2 separate regions of the Homo sapiens genome follow, and region 2 is linked to region 1. The links are chromatin loops, found by intact Hi-C in ENCODE. Cell type or tissue: heart left ventricle. All regions are shown on one strand.

Evidence for each region. Peaks named below come from ENCODE experiments on the same cell type or tissue, not always from the same donor. Only the 100,000 strongest peaks of a DNase experiment are listed, where the experiment ranks them.
Region 2: a loop joins it to region 1, with 4 times the contacts of the local background. A loop is called at or near these places in 5 of 110 quality-filtered maps.

The regions. Positions count from the first base shown.
Region 1 is chr1:26,031,645-26,039,644 of GRCh38, forward strand. It overlaps EXTL1 (exostosin like glycosyltransferase 1), which reads left to right. Exons shown (of 11, transcript NM_004455.3): 7 at 752-841; 8 at 1,585-1,671; 9 at 2,052-2,212; 10 at 3,192-3,360; 11 at 3,521-4,820. The coding sequence ends at 3,703. SLC30A2 (solute carrier family 30 member 2) reads right to left here. Exons shown (of 8, transcript NM_001004434.3): 8 at 5,608-7,661. The coding sequence ends at 7,516. Among named protein-coding and RNA genes, the nearest start is that of SLC30A2, 10 kb to the right of the region's middle. RefSeq lists enhancers at 2,741-3,471, 3,970-4,039, 4,050-4,139, 4,150-4,289, 4,570-4,669 and silencers at 3,530-3,829, 3,774-3,937. In heart left ventricle, CTCF peaks have their summits at 3,697 (motif pointing right) and 4,484 (motif pointing right); DNase peaks (open chromatin) are centred at 3,847, 4,517 and 4,977; H3K4me3 peaks cover 1,654 bases; H3K27ac peaks cover 4,176 bases.
Region 2 is chr1:26,280,659-26,288,658 of GRCh38, forward strand. It overlaps SH3BGRL3 (SH3 domain binding glutamate rich protein like 3), which reads left to right. Exons shown (of 3, transcript NM_031286.4): 2 at 107-274; 3 at 400-864. The coding sequence ends at 465. It overlaps UBXN11 (UBX domain protein 11), which reads right to left. Exons shown (of 15, transcript NM_001389556.1): 9 at 5,165-5,379; 10 at 4,806-4,883; 11 at 3,704-3,824; 12 at 3,484-3,587; 13 at 2,206-2,279; 14 at 1,991-2,131; 15 at 1,624-1,911. The coding sequence ends at 1,641. Among named protein-coding and RNA genes, the nearest start is that of SH3BGRL3, 4.6 kb to the left of the region's middle. RefSeq lists enhancers at 1-723, 3,219-3,809, 3,935-4,024, 4,705-4,854. In heart left ventricle, CTCF peaks have their summits at 4,590 (motif pointing right) and 5,340; DNase peaks (open chromatin) are centred at 1,537, 4,293, 4,613 and 6,447; H3K4me3 peaks cover 1,526 bases; H3K27ac peaks cover 3,324 bases.

The DNA of each region.
Region 1 (8,000 bases):
CCCCAAAGATGACCACTATTTGAGGGGAGGCACGGGGAAGATTTCCAAGTGTTCTTGCTGCCTCCTGTAAGTCCCAAGATTCTGTTGCCTTTTCCCCATGGAAATTGATGAAGCCACGTGAAAAGCAGATGTCTCTTGGGGAGGCTGGAGAAGGAAACATTCATTCCTTTACTCAGCAGTCATTTTCTGAGCACTAGGCCCTGGGCTTAAGGCTGAGCAGATAAAAAGTAAGGAAGGATTCTGCCCAGAGAGTCAGACTGGGTTAGCATTTTCCAGCACACAGACTGTCAAATCTTACTTCTAGAGAAGCCAGATAGATTAATAAGAGTCCTTGTAGAGGAAGTGAAGCAGTTAGCTCAGCCAGGGTGCACACAGGAAGGCTCCAAACAGGCCATTGAGCTGGGCTGGGAGTCATAAAAGAGCCTGAGGAAGAGAATGAAGGCTTCGAGAAAAGATGAGGATGGAGCATGGAGTCAGGGCCCAGGCTAGGGACTACCACAGACAACTCTCTTGAGTTCTGAAGCCACAGGTCACTACCCTCATGTCACCAGAATCCCTGCCTTCTACAAGCCCAGAGGCAAGGACAGAGCAGCGGTGAAAGGACCATGGATCCAACTAACCCTTCTCCCATGTGCAGTTTACAAAGCTGACTTCTCAAACTTCTTCCACCTTGAGAAAGATCACTCCTGCCCCTCGCAACCCGCCTTCTGCCCCAGATCCCAGACTTCAAGAACAACCCCCTATCCTCTAGATCTTGGTTCTCTGGAGCAATGAGAGGCCACTCCCATCCAGGTGGCCGGAGACAGCTGTGCCCTTGACAGTCATTGATGGGCACAGGAAGGTAAGGGATGAGGAGAGCCATGAAAGGGGTGGGCCCATGCTGGGAGCTGGGGGAGGGCACCCATGGGGTGTTTTATGAATACTTGGGCCTGAGCCGCAGTTGGGCCTGAAGAATGACACAGTAGGTTTCAGCCACAGGGCTAATAGTAATGATTCTTTTCCCTCCCTGGTCCCTGTGAGCTGTGCTTCCAGAGCACTGGGGCTTACATGATGGGGAAAGACAGAGGAGAGCGCTGACATCTCAGAAGAGGAACAGAGGAGAAACCCAGGTTCTTGAGAAAATACGGACCAAGGGCAGCACACGGGGCCAGGAAGGGGAGGCTTCTGGGAACCGTGGTTGGTGTGAACCACCTGCCTGCCGCATGGTTGTGGGCAAGTCCCTTCGTCTCTCTAGATCTGTTTCTTTCAAATGAGGGAAGTTTGACAACTCCTCCCAGAGTTGATGTGACAATATGACAATGGAGGAATTCCAAGATGTCAAAAGTGGAAGGGCCCCTAGAGACCAACTGCCCCATTTGACCAAAGGGGAAACTGAGATCCAAAGAGGTCAAATGAGTTGCCCAGGTCCCAAAACGAGCTCTGCACAGGCTTGCCATATTTGAGGCCCAGGCGTCTACACTGTGCCTGAAGGGAGGCTTTATTCATGGCTCAGGCGTCTACACTGTGCCTGAATGGCTCCTACTTATTGGATGGGGGTGGGGGGAATGTTCCAATGGCTGAGTTCCCCTCCCCCACTCCCTGCAGGTTAGTGATCGCTTCTACCCATATAGCACCATCAGAACAGATGCCATCCTCAGCCTCGATGCCCGCAGCAGTCTTTCCACAAGTGAGGTGAGGGCTGGGCCCAAGAGAAGCCCAGTGTGGGTAGACACAGAGCCAGAGGGCCCTGGCAGCCCCTCAGGTTCCCAGGGTTGAGGGGACCCCAGGTCATGAGGTCCAGCCTCTTGCATTTGAAACCACCCCAGCAAGCCAGGCAGCCTCCTCTTTAGGAGTCTCGTTGAGGCTTTCCATGGACTCTTTTGAGAAATTGTTTTTGTGGCCCCTGGAAGCTTTCATGCCACACTTCCAGCCAATTCCAAGTCTTGGCTCCCGCGCCCTCTCCCCTGAGTCCTGCCCGGGCCCCTCAGCCAGGCTGCCCCTGCCTCCATTTCCCTGGATGTTCTAGGCATTTAGGAGGTCCTTCCTCACAGCTCACTTGAGTCCCTCCCCAGGTGGACTTTGCCTTTCTGGTGTGGCAGAGCTTCCCAGAGCGGATGGTGGGCTTCCTGACGTCGAGCCATTTCTGGGACGAGGCCCATGGTGGCTGGGGCTACACTGCTGAGAGGACCAACGAATTCTCCATGGTTCTCACCACAGCCGCCTTCTACCATAGGTACAGACCCCTACCCTGCACAGGGATCAGAGTATCAGAGGACCAGAGACCCCACCCCCACCCCGAACGGAGCAGAGTGGCCTAGACCCCAGGGATCCAGGTTCAAGGCCGAGATCTGCCACTTCCCAGCTGTGGGATCCTGGGCAAATCTCCTCACTTCTCTAGAGTTTGTTTTCTCATCTGTAAAATGGGATGGATTCACCTCCCAGGGCTGGTGTGAACATTAAATGAAGTCCCTGGCACAGAGGTTCCACAAATGGTAGCTATTGTTATTTGAAGTAGAGCCATGCAGTGAGTAAGGGCAGTGTGTGGGTTTGCTGGTGGTGGGGTGACAAGAAAATAGTCCTGATGCTTTATGAATGTGGATGTTATGAGTTGGGGAACATCCCAGACCTTCCAGAAGCTGCCTGAAGTGCTCCGGTCTTAGGGCAGAGACTGAATTCTGTAAGACCTCTTTAGAGGGGTTCCTTAAACATGTTTAAATCAAATATGCATAACGTGGAACCTCTTATAGATTACTCAGGAGCTCTGCAGGGAATTCTCAGTAGAGTGAAGAATTACCTAATGTCTGCGAGATGAGGCTGGCCTGTCTGAGGGCCGTGTGAAGTGAGCTCACCCGGAGCGGTATCAGCCTGGTTCATCCACAACTGTTCTTTGGGCTTCCATGTTTGATGGCTTTGAAACCAGCTGATCCAAACCCATCTAATTCTGGCTCTGAGTTCAGCGCTCAGAGCCCAAGGATGGGGGGCCCAAGGAGCTGTGAGGGAGAGGGCAGGGAACACACCACTAACTGCAGATAAGCCACGGGGCACAGCACAATGGAGAGCTGTTCACGCCAGGGATGGGAGCTCTCTGAGGCAGCCAGGGCTCAGAGGCTTGGGGATGGGGGTCAAAGGGAGAGGTGAGGTCAGGAGGGAGGAGAATGGGGCCTGGGGATGGATTTGGCTGCAGCCTCTCCCTGTCTTTTCCTCTTGCCCAGGTATTACCACACTCTCTTCACCCACTCCCTGCCCAAGGCTCTGAGGACCCTGGCAGATGAGGCACCCACCTGTGTGGACGTCCTGATGAATTTCATAGTAGCAGCAGTCACCAAGCTGCCCCCTATCAAGGTGCCCTATGGCAAGCAGCGCCAGGAGGCTGCTCCACTGGTGAGGGCTGAGGGGGATTGGTCGGAACTGGCAGGGATTGGGCGGGGATGCCGGAGAGGATTCCCTCTCACTGTCTAATTCCAGTCTTTCTTGCTGCACGGGCGTGGGGAGTTCGGAAGGGCAGAGAAGCCCGTTAATGCATTGCTTCTTTCCCTCTTAGGCGCCTGGGGGCCCGGGGCCCAGGCCAAAGCCGCCTGCCCCAGCCCCCGACTGCATCAACCAGATAGCGGCAGCGTTCGGCCACATGCCCTTGCTGTCCTCTCGTCTGCGTCTGGACCCGGTGCTGTTTAAGGACCCGGTGTCCGTGCAGCGCAAGAAGTACCGCAGCCTGGAGAAGCCCTAGGGGGGCGACCCGCGGAGACCCCAGCAGAGGTCGCAGCCCAGCTCCCAGGGGGCCCGGCGCCTGCCGGCGGGCTCCGCTCTTGGGACACCGGAGAACCTATCATGTCAGCCAGCGGGCCCACACGTCGGACCCCGGTTGGCCAATCACAACAGGGGGGCGTGGCCTTACCTTCTCCTGCTCGCCCTCAGCCGCGGAGCCTCTGCGGAGGCTGAGCCCCGCGACCGGAGCGCCGCTCTCCGCTTCTCCACCCAGCTAACTTCTGCTCGTCTTTCAGAGCATTGTCTCCTCCAGGGACTTGCCTGGCCCTCCTCCCCCTCCGCCCCCAATGGGTTCGGTCTCCTTTGCGCTTTCGCAGTCCAGTGTTTGCCGCGGTTCCCGCACGGTCAGGCCCCAGGACTGGCTTGCGAGCCCCGGGGGGCGGGTCGTGTCGTGTCCTTTTCTCTCTGGCTAGGCAGGTGTGCCGCAAATATTTGACGAATAGATGGATGGCAGACATTAACTGCGTGCCTGGCCCTATGAGGGCGGCGGCGGGACAGGGTGAGCGGAGAGACAGAACTGTCCCCGCCCCACCCCGCCACCCATTCCTAGGGTTCCTAGTCCCGGGAAGGCAACTACCCAAAGACGCCTGGGTTGTCAGGCTCAATCCTTGAGCCTCAACCAAGGAGCAGAGGGGTGCGGGTAAACGAGGAGTGGGGCGAGGAAAGCGGGATGGGAACAAGTGGCCTGTCCCCGCACGGCCCGCGGCTCAGCCTCGGCCGTCTGCCCTGCACTACCAAGGCCGACCACTAGAGGTCAGCGTCGCGCCGCACTCTTCACCCGCATGTCCAGAGGGCGGCCGGGATGTGGAGGGTGAGCGCTGTGGGCAGCTCGGGGGCTGAAAGCTGGGAAGAGAAATCTGAAGAACAGCCCCATCTCTTTCGCCTGCACACTTGGAACTCAGCAAGAAGGGACTGTTTCTAGGTGGGCTGGGCGCGAGCAGGGACTGTCCCGAGCGGTATAGGTGAGAATGGAGTTGGGGGGGGACACTAGGTCCTCCGGGGTTCACCCACCTGGAGCTGGAATTATCACTTCCGAAATAAAGCGCGTGTCCTTGCCCCCTCACGCTCCAGGCTATAAATACCCTTACAGCAGCTGCTCGAGGGAGGGGCTCAGGGCTCAGGGCTCGCCTGGGAGCGCGTGCGACTCCAGAGGGTGAGGGTGGTGGGTCCAGCCCAGGTCCAGGGTGTCAGGTGTTTTCCTGCTTTGATGGCCTGGCAGCTCTGGAAACTCCCGTGACTGTCTCACTGGCAGGAACATACTGTCCCCTTAGGCCTCTCCAAGGCCTTCCACCCCCACCCCCCAGCTTGACCTCGGCGGGCCCCTGGATGACTCAGGTCCTCCCTAGAGCCAGTCACAGCTGAGTGGCAGAGTGGGTTACCCTTGGGAGGCGTGGTGCTGTGAGATGCTTGAGGTACAGGGCGGACTGGAAATTAAAGAGGTGGGGGAGAGGCAGTCCGGCCCGGAGTCAAGAACTGAGGGTGGGTGGGAAAGCATACAGCTGGGGCCCAGGCAGCCTTCCCAGGGTGGGGAGGGCGCTGGATGCCAGGCCCAGCCAGGTGAAAGAGGCACCTTTCCAATCACAGCTGTGACACCCAGGACACTGAACTGCCTTGGCATGTCCTCACCCATGGGCCGGGCACTGCTGGTCCCAGGGGTTTGTATTGTACCAACAGGCAGCGCAGACCGACAGGCCCCCAGACCCTGCTGTAGAGGAAGGTCTACCGAAATGAGGCAGAAATCCCAGACCTGCCTGCACTGGCTGTCTGACTTCAGGAAAACGATTCAACCTCTGAGCCTGTTTTTTCATCTGTAAGAATGCAGGACAGCAGTGATGGTCTCCTTTTTTTTTTTTTTTTTTTTTTTTTAAGCTGGAGTCTCGCTCTGTCACCCAGGCTGGAGTGCAGTGGTGTGATCTCAGCTCACTGCAACCTCTGCCTCCCCGGTTCAAGCGATTCTCCTGCCTCAGCCTCCCGAGTAGCTGGGATTACAGGCACAAGCCACCACGCCTGGCTAGTTTTTGTATTTTTAGTAGAAATGAGGTTTCGCCATATTGGCCAGGCTGGTCTCGAACTCCTGGCCTCAAGTCATCTGCCTGCCTCAGCCTCCCAAGGTGCTGGGATTGCAGGCATGAGCCACCGTGCCCAGCCAATGACTGTCTCTTGAGAGGGGTGTAAGGACTTGGCATACGGCAAAGCCCAGGATCAAGTTCCTGGGGCCTGCCATGGCTTGGGTGGGGGTGGGGAGTTGGGTAGGGGAGGTTGAGTCCCCTGAGATTGTGGTGGAATGGAGCACCCACCAGCAACCCCCCACCCCTCTCCAGGCCAGTGCTTTCCACAGACTTTTCACAGACCTGGAGGGGCTGAAGGACCCACCTACCTAGAACACAGGCGATCAGGATGACAGTGCTGGGAAGGCACAAAGAGGTCATTTCACAGATGGAAAGACAGAGATTTAAAGTGGGAGGCAAGTGACCAAACCCACCTCCTCCCACCTTGGGCCAGAACAGTCAAGACAAACTCAGCACTGCCCCTGGGGAGGCTGGGAAGCCCACCTGACTCCTCAGTGAGGCAGCCTCGGGCCACAGAGTTCCCTGTCCCCAGGATGGTAAAAGTAACCAATCTTCAACAACCACAGGTACTTGGCCAACTGGCTCTTGTTCTCAACCCTGTGAGGGAGGCATCAACCCTGTCGGTGTACAGATGAGACTGTGGGGCAGAGGCCAGCTCGCCCAAGGCACTTGCTTACAATGGCAGAGACAGACCTTGTGACACAGGACTCCCTGATAACTGGGCATGTTGTCTCGATGAGTCGGGGACAGGTTTCCCCTCTTGCATCTTGTAAACAAAAGCCACCCCTAAGTCAGGAATCTTCACACACAAGCCCCAGGAAGCTGCGGTTTCCCTCCTAGCTGGCCTCTGGACCGAGTGCAGCCCCACTTGTCTCCCTTTCCCTCCACCATGTCAGGCTCCGACTGGGTCAGGCCAGGTAGGCAACAGAGTTGGCCCAGCCATATCTTTCTGGAGACTCTGAATCCCCTGGGACACTCTCAGGGCAACAGAAGTGCCAGGGGGCTTGGAGGCTGTTAGTGCAGAACCCAAGCTGAAATCTCTCTACCCCCTGCCCACCACCTGTGCCAAAGTTGTTTTTTGTGTTGGCACAGCTGAGGAAATAAGGAAAGAGGAAACCTGTCTCTTACCTAGTAAGAAGCCTCTCCCCTCCAGGAAAGGGAACATTTGGCTCATAGCTGAAGTGACTAAGGCACAGATAGGCCTCAGGTGCCTCCTGGCTCCCTGCCTCAGGGAGGCTCAAATGAGAGTGTGAGGGTCCTCACCCCCGTGCCTATTGCTATAGGCAGATGGAGGGGCTCAGATTCATAAAGGCAAAGGCCAGCCAGGCTGAGAATGGGGCATGAGGCAGGCAGTATGGGCGCGCTGGGGCCAGCCTCCCCTTGGACGTCCCGTGGCTCACCACCTTTGCCCCTGCGAGTGGTAGAACATTTGCTGAGGATTAGGCCCAAATACAGCCCTTCCAGAGCTGGCCCAGGAGCTGGAAGAGCAGGGTCACACTAGCTTTATACCCGCTGAGTCCCCACCCTGGCTGTAGTCAGATGGGAGGCTGGGAAGAGCTCCATTCCTGGAGTGGGGCAGAGGTCAGGAGGGGGACCTGGTTTACAACACAGCTGGGGTAGGCAAAGTCCTGGCTGGGCCTGGGGGACACTCAGTCCAGCCACCTGCAGGTCCTGTTCATGCCCCAGTTGGTGCCTGGCTGAGCAGTCAGTCTGAGGGGCCCTGGCATGCCTGACAGTCCTTCATGTCCTCCGAGTAGTCCTCGATCTGGATGGTCACGGTGTGGAAGTGGAACTTCCCTTGGAGGCGGCTGCTGGCTGTCTTCAGCACAGCCTGGGCGTCTGTATTCTGAGCTGGGGGCCGAGAGGACACAGCGGGGGAAGCCATTTACTCTGGCCCTTTGGAACCATCAGGAGCCCAAATCTCATACCCCATCCCCAGCAGAACAGGATGGGGGACCATGAACATGGAGAAGCCCCCAGATTCCATTCCTCTGCCAGGTAGCCTCCCAGCCCAGACCTGGCTCATGCCTGAAAGAGCTGGTAAAGCACTGGCCTTAAGGCCAGGAATCTGCCACCTACTGCCATATACTAGCTGTAAAAGCCTGGGCAAGTAACTTTACCACCCAACCCCAGCCTCAGTTTCTTCATGGATAAATGAGATTGTGCTGATCAGATGGAATAATGCGTATC
Region 2 (8,000 bases), 250 kb after region 1:
ATGGGGGGACAAAAGCTCCTGGTCACAGCCTCTCTCACCCTGCCCAGCATTTCCCCCATAAATCCTCCAGCCTATCCACTAACCCCTACCCACCCTCTGTCCCCAGATCAAGTCCCAGCAGAGCGAGGTGACCCGAATCCTGGATGGGAAGCGCATCCAATACCAGCTAGTGGACATCTCCCAGGACAACGCCCTGAGGGATGAGATGCGAGCCTTGGCAGGCAACCCCAAGGCCACCCCACCCCAGATTGTCAACGGGGACCAGTACTGTGGGGTATGGGCTGGGGGACGGGGGGGTGGGGGGAGTGTTGGAAGAGGACTCTAGCCAGGGTCATATCTGCCACAAAGCACTTGGGCCCCCTGCATTCAGGTGACCACCCCTCGCCTCCCCTTCTCCAGGACTATGAGCTCTTCGTGGAGGCTGTGGAACAAAACACGCTGCAGGAGTTCCTGAAGCTGGCTTGAGTCAAGCCTGTCCAGAGTTCCCCTGCTGGACTCCATCACCACACTCCCCCCAGCCTTCACCTGGCCATGAAGGACCTTTTGACCAACTCCCTGTCATTCCTAACCTAACCTTAGAGTCCCTCCCCCAATGCAGGCCACTTCTCCTCCCTCCTCTCTAAATGTAGTCCCCTCTCCTCCATCTAAAGGCAACATTCCTTACCCATTAGTCTCAGAAATTGTCTTAAGCAACAGCCCCAAATGCTGGCTGCCCCCAGCCAAGCATTGGGGCCGCCATCCTGCCTGGCACTGGCTGATGGGCACCTCTGTTGGTTCCATCAGCCAGAGCTCTGCCAAAGGCCCCGCAGTCCCTCTCCCAGGAGGACCCTAGAGGCAATTAAATGATGTCCTGTTCCATTGGCACTGTGTCTGGTTGGTTGTGGCCTGGGCCTCCTGGGTCCCTGCCCTGGGCAAGGTTGGTAGTTGTGACTGTGCTGAGACTGCTCTGTGGGAAGGGTGGCTGAGCTGTTCTCTTGTGACTGTCACCTCTGTGTTTGTTAGTGCATGTGTTTGGATATGTCTGACACACAAATACCTGTATGGACCAGTGGTTTCTGGAGATGTCTGGGTGGGCCACCCTCCAGTTCACATGCATGTGTCCATATCATGCTTGTGCCTTGGTGTGTAGTGCACATCTCCATGCCTGTCAGTGAGTGTGGCCATCCCATGCGCCTGTGTTGGAGCACAATGGCTAAGAATGAGTGTATCATGGGAGGTGGGTACCCAGCTGCAGTTCTGCTAATTTGGGGGCATGGGTCTAGTGGCAAAATGGCTTTGTGCGGTGTTGAAGTGTCCCCACGAGTTGGTGGGTCTGTGCCTGTGCACAGGTATCTGCTGGCTGCACACATACACAGTGAGGCTCTGCTGTCCCAGCTGAGAATGTAAACCCAGCTGGGGCCAGCTCCTTCCCCCCACTGCATCCCTCCCTTCACAGGATCCACTTAGCCCTTCTTGGGAGAAAGAGGAACCTAGAAGACAAAGACCCAGCAGCCAGGCCCGCCAGCCGGGGCTCGAGTTACCAAGGGGCGGGTCGGCACCGCCCCCTCCCTGGCCCAGCTGGTCCCAGGCCTTTCCTACGTGCCTGGCGAGATGGCCCACCCAAGAGCCTGGCGGAGCAGCGGGTTGAGGGGGCGGGTGCTTTATTGGGGGCTGGGACTGGGTCCAGGACAGGGACTGGGGCCGGGACCGGGACCGGGACTGGGGCCGGGACCGGGACCGGGACTGGGGCCGGGACCGGGACCGGGACAGGGACCAGGACTGAATTTCAGGCTGGACTTCGGGGCTCGGCGTGCCCGCAGCAGCAGTGCTGCTTTGGGCACAAGGCCTGCAGCCTGCAGCGTGAGTGTATCGTCCTGGTAGAGGGTGGGCGGGAATGTGCTGAAGATCTCAAAGGCAGAGGCATCCATGACCCTGGGGACCAGGCAGAGCAGATCAGGCTGGGCAGTGGGACCAGAGCCCCTCTGTGGCCCTGGCCCTGCCCTGCACCCACCTGGCCTGCGCTAGCAGAGCTCGCACGTCCCCAATGGTGTTGTCAGGCTGCATCATCAGTAGGAAGGCCTGTTCCCCATTCTCAGACTTGATGCGCAGCATGGAGAGCGGGGGTGCCGGCGTGTTGGGTGACTCCTGGCTCCTGCACAGCCCAGAGGCCATCAGCACGCGGTGACCCAACGCCCCCAGGCCCTCACCTCCTCATCCCGCCCTCACCTCTCTCGCTCAGCGGCCAAGGTGGGCGTCTCCACCACAATCTCCTGGATCCGGGCAGGCAATGGGCAGCAGTTCTGGAAGGTATCAGTGGAGGGTGGACAGAGCCCTAGGCCCCATTTGAGTCATCCCCACAAACCTTAGAGGGACACTTCCTTGACCAGGGACAGATGAGACCAGTGAGCAAAGCGGGAGGGGGTGTTCTGTATAAACCAAGGCCAGAGGAGAGGCAATGGAAGGGGAAGAAGGTTCTGGGAGGCAGCCCCATGGTTCCCCCCAGGTAACCCCCCGTTTCAGTCTAATGGAGACAGAACCCCACACAGACGATGATCAGGCTGGAAGCCCACCCCAGCCTGGGGTCAGGGAAGGCTTCCCTCGGAAAATGACAACTGAGCTGTGACTGAAGGATGAATGGGAGTCCTTAGAAATGGAATGGATGCAGGGATATTCCAGACAGCATCAACAAAGATCCTGGGTTCAGGGAAAGCTTCCTAGAGGTGGCGACACATTTGGGCAACTGCCAGCATTATGTGTGGCTGAAGCTGGGGCTCAATTGGACTGGAAGGAAAAGGTTGGTGTGAGGAGGGGCCTGGCAATATAGGACGGGCCTTGAGTGCCAGCATAAGGAACCTGGCTTTATCTCAAGAACCACTGGAACATTTCAACAGGGAAGGCAGCCTGGAGGATGGTCAGCAGGGGCAGGAGTGGCAGTGGGAGGCAGCTGTCTGGGAGAGACACTCTGAACCCTAGACTAGGGTGGTGGGTGGTGGGAATGTGGAGAAGGGATGCATCTGGGAGAAGTTCTGGGGGTGGACAGACCAGACAGGACTTAGCAATGTGTGGGTGAGGGAGGCAGAGGAGGCCTGAGAAACTAAGGTTTGGTGCCTTTCACAGGTGGACACCTAGGAGGAGAAGCAGAATAGGGAGCGAGGAGACAGAATGATGAGGGCCAAGGAGAGTCTGAGGCAACCACGAAGGGAGTACCCAGTACTGAGTTGGATATTTTGGCCTAGACCTTGATGGGGTGGCCTGGGCCTTGGGCTCACCCCTGGCCTGGACTCTGACTTTAGCCCTCTTACAGCTAACCCACCTGCTTTCCGGGGCCCAGCCCGTGCCCTCACCAGCCTCACAGTTTCCAGGAGACAGTGGAGCAACAGCTCTGAGGGACTCATCAGGTGCCTCAAGCTTGAGCCTTCTGACAAGACACTGTTCTGGCAGGCTGGACCAGGGCTGGTGCTAAAGTTCCCCCAGGAGGGCTGGGGGAGTTAGCATTGGCCTCACCTGCAAGGTGTCCCTGATGGGGCCCCGGATGTCAATCACCTCGCCTTGCCGGATCACAAACTTGGGGAGCCTGTTCAGAAATTTCTCAGCAGTCATCCTGGAGCCTACAGGCAGAGTTGGGAACCGGGGCCCAGGAAGGACTATGAGTGGTGGTGGAGCCCCCCTGGAGTTTGTTCTGCAGTCCCCCAGCCCCCTGGCTCAGCCTGGAGGCCAAACTCACCTGGGTGCTCCTCCACCCTGTCCAAGGCCTTGTGCATCAGCTGCCTGCCCACCACACGGCCCTCGCCTGGGAAGGGGTCCAGTCCATCCTCCAGGTAGACCTGATTGCGCAAGTCACTCACCTGGCAAGAAAGAAGGGCAACGACGGCAGCGGACCCAGCTCTTCAGCCCTTGGCCCCACTTTCATCCCTATTTGCCTAAACACAGGCCAAGGGTATGGTCTAATGCAACCCCCATTTTACATATGAGGAAACCCAGGCCTCAGGAGAGCCACGGTTCGTACTGCTGTCATCTCCCTCAGCCCTGCTGCTCCTGTAAGCACCCCATCCACGCCAGCTGAAGCTGCAGTACTGACACCCTCCTTGGAGACCCCCCTCTCAGGAGCCTACCGTGAAGGCAGAGTGTGAGGGGGTCAGGAGAGGACAAAGCCCCTGCTTTTTTCCAGTCTGCAGCACAAACCGCATCATCGTACATGTAACCTCACTTGCCTTATCAAGGCATAGCTCCGAGGTCCCCGCTGTGGCACGAATGCCTTAAACACCCCCGCGTCATGACTCATGCTGTTTCCTGAGCCCTGGTGACACATGCTCCCTCCCGGACACGCCCTCAGTGCGGCACTAACCCACCACCTTCTAGAACACGAAGCCTCATGGGCTCTGGTGGTGGCACCTACCCATGGGGCCAGCTCTACCTCATGTCTTTGAGTCCCAACATCTGTCCCCTCTGCTTTGCATTTGTGGCTCACAGCACTGCCTCCCACCCTACCCAGATAGCTTCAGGAGACTTGGGGGACAGCCGGGCCACTTCTGCAGGGACCCCAGGTTGTCAAGGTGTCCTGAAAGCTGGGGAGGACTAGAAGGCAGGGGCCCCGCAGCCGAGGCTGTCTCCAGGGTGCCAGCAGAGGGCGCTGCCTGCTGCTCTGTTTCGGGCCTCTCCGCTCCCTTCCCAGCCCGGCTTCAGACTTATCCTCCTGGAGGGCATCAGACTGGGGTCCCCCAGGGAGTGCAGCGGCTTCCCCTCAGAATGGGAGGTGTCTGGGGAGGCTGTGTATCCCCACTCCCTTCAAAATCCCCAAAGGTGTGGTTTGAGGAGCAGCTTATCACCTTAAAGGGGACCCCATTGGGGTACAGTCGCTGGAGCTCTGAGGGAAAGAAGCCATCCAATATGTCTCGGAGGCAGCGCTGCAAGGGAAGAGGAAAAGTGAGGGGGTGGCCTGGGCCTTGGGCCCACCCTGCCCTGCCACTGGTCTGGATGGCAGGCCCTAGATCCAGGGTCACCCAGTGCCGCACTCTGGAAACATTCAGAGTCCCAGGCCTTGGGAGAGGGGCCTCTGCAAGTCGTGTGTGGGCCTGGGTGCCCCGTGGAGGGCAGGCTGGGCCTGGGGTGAGCTGGCTTCATCATCCCCAACTAACAGTGGGCAGCAGGGGCACTAGAGCACCACCCCCCCCAACACCGCTCCTACCTGTGTGGAGGGATCGTAGAAGGGCTGGAAGGGCCCGTCGAACATCATGATGCCATTCCGGTAGAGCTTCAGCGGGATGGGCTCGAGGGTACGCAGCCGTGCCCCGCCGGGCACTGGTGTCACTTGGGTGTCACCCTCTACCACCAGCTCACTAAGATCCTGCAGGCTGGCCAGCAGCCTGTCAAAGTCCACCTCAGGGGGCGCCAATGAGTCCCCTGGCAAAGAGGACAGACACCTGTGAGCCGCCTTTTGGCTGTCATGTCCCTAGCAGCCCTAGCCTCTGTGGCTCCCTCCCAAGCTGGGCAGTGGTCTTAATGTCTCCTTAACTGACTGCCTGGGGAAAAGGACAACGCTAGATAATAACAGCAGCTGTCTTTTATTGAGCACTTATTTTGTGCTAGGGGTTTACTATCCATATTCCATTCCCACTTCTTATCAAGCCTATCTATAAAGGCTATAATCACCTCCATTTTTTCAGATGAGGAAACTGAGGGTTAGAGAAAGTTACATGGCTTGTGAGAAACACAGTAGTAAGCAGCAGAAGCAGGATCTGATCCCAGATCTGTGTCAGGCACTGGGTTGGCAGCTGAAAAGTACAGGGCAGAGCTCCCAGCTCTGGATCGAGGCCTTCTGGGTTCAAATCCCAGTTCCTCCCTTCTATCTGTGTGACCTTAGGTCATTTAATGCTTGTGCTGCAGCATTCTCTTCTAGAATGGATGACAGTAGTATCTGCCTCCTAGGATGGCTGTAAGGCTCCAAGAAGTAACCATGTTAAGAGCCAGCTTGGAACACGCACCCTGTCCATGTTTGCTACTGTGCCCAACTCCACCTTGCACACATGGTCCTTACGCCAACCCTGAGGCTTAAGGCAGGGGTAATTATTTTTATTTATTTGAGATGGAGTTTCACTCTTGTTGTCCAGGCTGGAGTGCAATGGTACAATCTTGGATCACCGCAACCTTGCCTCCTGGGTTCAAGCGATTCTCCTATCTCAGCCTCCTGAGTAGCTGGGATTACAGGCATGAGCCACCACACCCGGCTAATTTTTGTATTTTTAGTAGAGATGGGGTTTCATCATATTGGTCAGGCTGGTCTCGAACTCCTGACCTCAGGTGATCCGCCCGCCTTGGCATCCCAAAGTGCTGGGATTACAGGTGTGAGCCACCACGCCAGGCTGAGGCAGGGGTTATTTAGTTCCATTTTACACATGAGGAAACAGGCCCACAGAGATGAAAAATGACTCGTCCCAAGCCACTTGGTGAGAGGAGGAACTGGGAAGGGAGCCGGGGCTGACTCTCAAGTCTGTTTCCCCCACCCATCTGCACCATCAGGAGAGGGAGGTCAGAAGAGGGACAGATGGCTCTCAGGGAGGATGTAGGGACAGCTGCTGGCCAGAACAGATATGGGACAGACCTTAGGTTGTGCAACTATTTCTGGGTCACAGACCCCTTTGAGAAGCTGACAAAGCTCTGGCCTCCTCTTCTGAAACACGTGTGGCGCATACAGCTGTGTTCTGGCTTCAGGGGAGAATACGGAGCGGTGGGGACAGCCGTGACAGACAACAGAGCAGAAAGGTGGAGGGCAGGTAGATGCTGGCTGGGTACAGACCAGGGGCCTGTTCTGTCATCTTTGATGGGACCTGGCCCCCAAGTAAGTCATCTGTTTGGGTGTGCCCTACAACACACCAATAACTTTTGGGGCCTCAGAGAGGCTGTTTTTCAACAGGACAAGCAGGCTGCGGCAGGATGTGGGTCAGGGCTCTGGGGACCTAATTCCTTTCCTCTCAGTGGTGCAGTGGCTGTACCAGGGAGGTGCAGATGTGTTTCCTGTTGCTTTTGCAGCAGGTGAAATGGTAGGCCCCAGCTGGCCTTCTCCTCTCCCCTATATTTCCTACCATTGAAGGGGCTATACCTGCCCCCAGCCCCTCCGGGGGCTCCCCACATAGTCCCTGAGATTCCCAGGAAAAACTCGCCTAACAGAATGATACCAAGACACTTTTCTTTTAACAACTACCTTAAGGACAAATAGGCAAACCTAAAAACAATAGCAGAATAGATCATCTCATACAATGCCTGCCTCAACCCTTTTTTTTTTTTTTCCGAGAAAGGGTCTCCCTCTGTCACCCAAGCTGGAGTATAGCGGCACAGTCATGATACTGCAACCGTGACCTCCCGGGTTCAACTTATCCTCCCACCTCAGCCTCCCAAGTAGCTTGGACCACAGGCAGGCATCACCACACCCTGCTAATTAATTTAAAAAAAAATTGTAGAGATGGGGTCTCGCTGTGTTACCAGGGCTCTGTCTTCTTTATAGATGGGGAAAGTGAGGCCCAGAAAGGTCAGATGACATGGCCTGATCAGACCAGACAGAGCCAGGAAGAGCACCAAATACACCAACTCCTAATTCAATGCTCCTGCCGCCTCCCAGGGCCGGGGGTTTTTCAGGCTGATGAACATGGGTGGTTGACATGGGATGGGGTGAGACCAGGGAGGATGCCAAGAAACGACGAAGGGGAAGAGAGAAGCTTGCCAAGAAAATGGCCCTGGCTTAAAGAAGTAAAAGCAGGTGGCCCAGGCAGATGCTGGATATGATAGAGTGGAGATGAGACCAGGGGCCAGGAAGAAGGAACCACAGCTCTGGGCAAACCAGCACTGAGAGAATGAGGTGGGAAGAGCTACCACAGCAGGGCCTTGTGAAGCCAGTGAGCCCCCACCACCCCACCAGGGTTCAACTGAGGCCTGACCCGTGGATGGAGAGAGGTGCAGCTGGGGAGTCACACAGCAGGAGTAAGGTCAGAGGGCAAGTCCTAGGTCTGCCCTGAGCTAGCAGCAGAACT